2 separate regions of the Homo sapiens genome follow, and region 2 is linked to region 1. A link is an interaction called in ENCODE POLR2A ChIA-PET data of the cell type or tissue named here. Cell type or tissue: OCI-LY7. All regions are shown on one strand.

What was found. Peaks named below come from ENCODE experiments on the same cell type or tissue, not always from the same donor. Only the 100,000 strongest peaks of a DNase experiment are listed, where the experiment ranks them.
Region 2: POLR2A ChIA-PET joins it to region 1 with 5 read pairs; 3 of 35 experiments call an interaction of 5 or more read pairs at or near these places.

What each region holds. Positions count from the first base shown.
Region 1 is chr17:57,098,406-57,100,905 of GRCh38, reverse strand. The region is part of intron 1 of AKAP1 (A-kinase anchoring protein 1); the gene reads right to left. Among named protein-coding and RNA genes, the nearest start is that of AKAP1, 14 kb to the right of the region's middle. RefSeq lists an enhancer at 1,765-1,844. In OCI-LY7, no CTCF peak of the experiment used is centred here; a DNase peak (open chromatin) is centred at 1,555.
Region 2 is chr17:56,985,911-56,988,410 of GRCh38, reverse strand. It overlaps SCPEP1 (serine carboxypeptidase 1), which reads right to left. Exons shown (of 13, transcript NM_021626.3): 4 at 561-716; 5 at 121-195. Among named protein-coding and RNA genes, the nearest start is that of SCPEP1, 9.0 kb to the right of the region's middle. In OCI-LY7, no CTCF peak of the experiment used is centred here; no DNase peak of the experiment used is centred here.

The sequences.
Region 1 (2,500 bases):
AGGCATGCGCCACCACACCCAGCTAATTTTGTATTTTTAGTAGAGACAGGGTTTCTCCATGTTGGTCTGGCTGGAAAAAATAATTTAAAAAAAAAGAGTAAGGACAGTTTGAGACGGGAAAGTGGCTATGAGGAAAGGCTGCAATGGATAGGGGAGTGTGCCCGTGGCCTGCTGTCAAAAGATTCAAATCCTACCTAACAGGGCACATGCCAGCAGGAAGAGGAGTGGAGTCTAAACCCAGGTTTTCATCCGGTCAGTTTGTTTGTTTGTTTACTTATTTATTTATTTAAGACAGAGTCTTGCTCTGTCGCCCAAGCTGGAGTGCAGTGGGCACGATCTCGGCTTACAGCAACCTCTGCCTCCTAGGTTCAAGTGATTCTCCCACCTCAGCCTCCCAAGTAGCTGGGATTACAGGCACACGGCACCATGCCTGGCTAATGTTTGTGTGTGTGTGTGTGCGTGTGTGTGTGTGTGTGTTTTAGCAGAGATGGAGTTTCACACCATGTTGGCCAGGCTGGGCTCGAACTCCTGACCTCAAGTGATCCACCCACCTTGGCCTCAAAAACTGCTGGGATTATAGGCGTGAGCCACCGCGCCTGGCCAGGTCAGTAAATTTAGATTGTGATTCCTTATTAACTAGGCAATCCCATTTCACCCAGATTTATAGCTGTGACTCCCATAGCAATTATCTGATCGCAGGAAAAAGATTAAATGGGATGGGGTAGAGAAGAAAAACAATCCTAACAGCTACCCCACCGGGGGCTAGTTCTCCTTATTTTACATATCAAGGGCCCAAGGCCGCAGACTCTAATTGGCTGTCTGCTCAAAACACAAACCACCTCTCAAGATGGCTGGGAGAAGCCCCACCCCTTTAGAACTAAAAGTTGATCCCAAGGGGTCCTGCCTGTCTCCAGCAGTTAGTTGCTGGTCCCACACCACACCACCACACCCAGCCTCCCAAGATCCCATAAGGGGGCTATACTACAGTGAGGTAGAGACCCAACACTCAAAGCACGCACCTCTGCCCTGGCTTTGGTCCTGTACCCTGGGCCACCCATACCCAGTCCCCAGCACCTTCTGTCACTAGGCTCCCTGCACTTCACCTGCCCTGTTCTCAGTCCTCAGACAGAATGCACAGAATCACCACTGCAGGCCACAACACCCATCTCTGCCTGCTGCTCTGTAGTTTACCAGGACACCACCACTAGCCCTCCCTGCCCAGCTTGTTCCCCAGAGACTGAGGCTCTAAGCCCTCAGACCACCACCTCTAGAGTCACCCCTATAGTCACTGGAGCTACTGAAGAATTACTGCCTGGAAAACATGGTTTCTACAACATTTCCAAGCCAGGGATGGCCTCCTAGAAGGCACTGAATACTGCTACCCATTTCACCCAACCCACAGAATCCAGGATGTCCCACCTAAATTCCCAGTGCCCATCTCTCCCCAGCCTTCACCCCGCACTCTGGACTAGAGCCAGAGACCCAAGGCTGAGCAATCAGGAACCAGGTGTCACTGCTTCTATGCAGTGAGTGGCTCAAGATAAAGCCCTTCTCACACCATTGCTTCCAGGAACAGAAACTGCCTGGCTTGAAGCGCTCCACCAGCACTTGAGAACAGAGATTACCAGATCCCCGAAGAGCAGAGTGGAAGATGTGTTTTTTTCCTTGTTACCAGGGAATTGTGCCTAGAGATGTGAACCATCCTCCAACAAGAACAGAGCCAAGAGACCCTGGGATCAGCAGGCCTTGGCTGGGTCTCACTAAGGGCACCCATTGCCAGGAGACACCTCACAGATGCCCCTCTACCAGCCCCCACTTCCCACTAGTCAAGAAATCAGCTAGGCTAGGTGCGGTGGCTCACGCCTGTAATCCCAGCACTTTGGGAGGCCGAGGCGGGCAGATCACGAGATCAGATCAAGACCATCCTGGCTAATACAGTGAAACCCCGCCTCTACTAAAAATACAAAAAAAAAAAAAATAGCGGGGCTTGGTGGCGGGCACCTGTAGTCCCAGCTACTTGGGAGGCTGAGGCAGGAGAATGGCATGAACCTGGGAGGCGGAGCTTGCAGTGAGCTGAGATCGCACCACTGCAGTCCAGCCTGGGCAACAGAGTGAGACTCCGTCTCAAAAAAAAAAAAAAAAAAATCAGCTAGCCCCTCACTCCCTCACCCCTGAGCCACTCTCACCTCAGTCAAACAGACTTCTTGGAATTGGTAAGATGCCATTTTGCCCAATTTACGTGGTCCGACAGGGCTACAAGAGGTGGTATAAAATGCATCAGGCTTTCCTGAGTGCCCAGGTAGTGCCACCTCTTTTCATACATACACATACCCCTTTAGCCTTACAAGGCTCTTCTGACATCTTCCTTCCTGCACTGGGCCAGACTCTTCGGAGTTGCTCTCTTTGCCCTGAGGTGTTTTTTTTTGTAAACCTGAACTTCTCAACATTTAAGTGGTATCACAGTAGTCCCCAAAGCCTTCCTACTCACAAGCTAATCAAA
Region 2 (2,500 bases), 110 kb after region 1:
TAATCGTACTCTGCATGTACATGGCCCTATTCAAAGTATATTTAATAGCACGTGAGTACATAAAAGTAACATAATTGATTTTCTGTCCAAAACCATAACAACAAAGTTATTTTCCATTACCTTATAAAGCTCTAGACCAATGCCAGCTGCCATTTTTCCTCCATAGGACTCTGAGAAAATGTAGAATGGAACTGTCTAGCAAGAAAAGGAATTACACAGAATTAACTACCTTGATTGCTTTTTGAGTCACACAAATTAATTTCAAATTTCTATTGCACGTAATGACCAGAAAAAACAAATCTGCTTTGTCTTCCTCCCCCACCACTCCATATCTGATTATTGCGTCTGATTAGAATGCTCACTCCAAGGTCATTCTTTCAAGTTAAATATCAACTTTAGAGATGACAGAAACAAAAGTCCACAACCCAATCTTGGGAATTAAAAAGTTTTCTCTGAAATCAGCTAGGCATTAAACTCTGGAGGCAGTTCAGGTTTATGCTGATGGATGTAGAGTTGATATTGCCAGCCCTTTACTTAGCTGTTCCTGAGTCTTTGCTTACCTGGAATTCTTTGTGGCAACTGAAGAAGGTCTTCAGGAGAACCATCATGTCTGAAGCCACCATAGCCAGGTCCTTGGCATAGGCACCACTACCATTCACATAACTGAACCCAGTGCCCACGGGATTATCCACAAATAGGAGACTGGCAGCCTGGAGCTATGTACCACGGAGGAAAACGAAATGTTGCAATCAGACATTTGGTCACCAATCATCTTTGGATCATTTTCTACTAGCTCAGCAAAACCCACACATGTGAGGATACCAGCGTGGTGATGATATCCCTGTTGCTAAAAGAGATTTTTAAAAATAAGGGACAGGAACATAGAAAAAAAAACAAAAACAAAGAAAGGCCAACCGCCCCCGCCGCCGCAAAAAAAAAAAAAGGGAGAGGCAGGAAGGAAAGATTAACACACACGGGGATCAAATAATCTGGGCTGTTGCTTTTCATACAATACAAATGTACTAAATGTAATAAACTAGCGCAGAAAGAAGCATGCAGAGACAGTCTATGCACTAACTCGAAGAAGCCAGAGGACACTCAAAGTCTGGACACACATCAGTTTTCTTGGAAATGCATCAAATTTCCACATTGTCCTGGCTTCTCTGTACACTGCAAGAGCAGAATTTATTCTAATACCTTTTCCAAAGAGGTTGAAAGTTATAAAATTTACATATAAAAGATCCTGAATAATGACACAGTCCAGCCATGTCCCTTGCTGATGAGGAAATTAAAGCCCAGAAAGAGCCCAGAATGTGCCTAAGGTCACAAGATCGGACAGGCAGTGGCAGCATCAGGACTGGGACCATGGTCCTCACTCATATGGCCCTTTTAGTTCTAGGAGGCTTGGGGACAATGGGGGTGGGGAGTGGAGGTAGGGGATGACTCTACAACCACTCCTGGAAGTGAGACTTCTGTTGGAACCAAGCACAGGAAAGGCCCAGGCCAAGAGGACAGCATGTACAAAGACCCTGAGGCAAGAGTAGGAAGCACTTAAGAAAGACCAGAGGCCGCGCACGGTGGCTCACGCCTGTAATCCCAGCACTTTGGGAGGCTGAGGTGGGAGGATCACGAGGTCAGGAGATCGAGACCATCCTGGCTAACATGGTGAAATCCCACCTCTACTAAAAATACAAAAAATTAGCCAGGCGCAGTGGCGGGCGCCTGTAGTCCCAGCTACTCAGGAGGCTGAGGCAGGAGAATGGTGTGAACCCGGGAGGCGGAGCTTGCAGCGAGCCGAGATAGCGCCACTGCACTCTGGCCTGGGCGAAAGAGCGAGACTCTGTCTCAAAAACAAAAAAACAGAAAAAAAAAAACAAAGAAAGACCAGAAAGTGGCCGGGCACAGTGGCTCACACCTGTAATCCCAGCACTTTGGGAAGCTGAGGCAGGTGGATCACGAGGTCAAGAGTTTAAGACCAGCCTGACCAGCATGGTAAAACCCCGTCTCTCCTAAAAATACAAAAATTAGCCGGGCGTGCTGGCGCATGCCTATAATCCCAGCTACTCGGGAGGCTGAGGCAGGAGAATCGCTTGAATCCAGGAGGCAGAGGTTGCAGTGAGCTGAGATCGTGCCACTGCACTCTAGCCTTGGTGACGGAGGGACATTCCATTTCCAAAAAAAAAAAAAAAGAGCAGAAAGCTTAGCTTCTAATGCGAGAGGGAGGCTGGAGGAGGAGCACTGAGGAAAGTGGAGAACATTCATAGCAATAGGTGCAGCCGGGAGAGTGGGAGCACAGAGAGAGGAACAGCCACAAGCCCTGAGTGGGGCCCACGCTGTGCAGCAGCCCCAGGGTGGGTGTGCAGTTCTGCCCATGGGCAGCCTGGGCGTAAGGGCTAAGCAGGTGGACAGTGGGAGTGACCCAAGGCTGGGTTTGGCAAGGCTGTAAAGGGAGAAGGATATGGGAGTTGACCACAGAGGGGTGAGGGAAGGAAGAGACGAT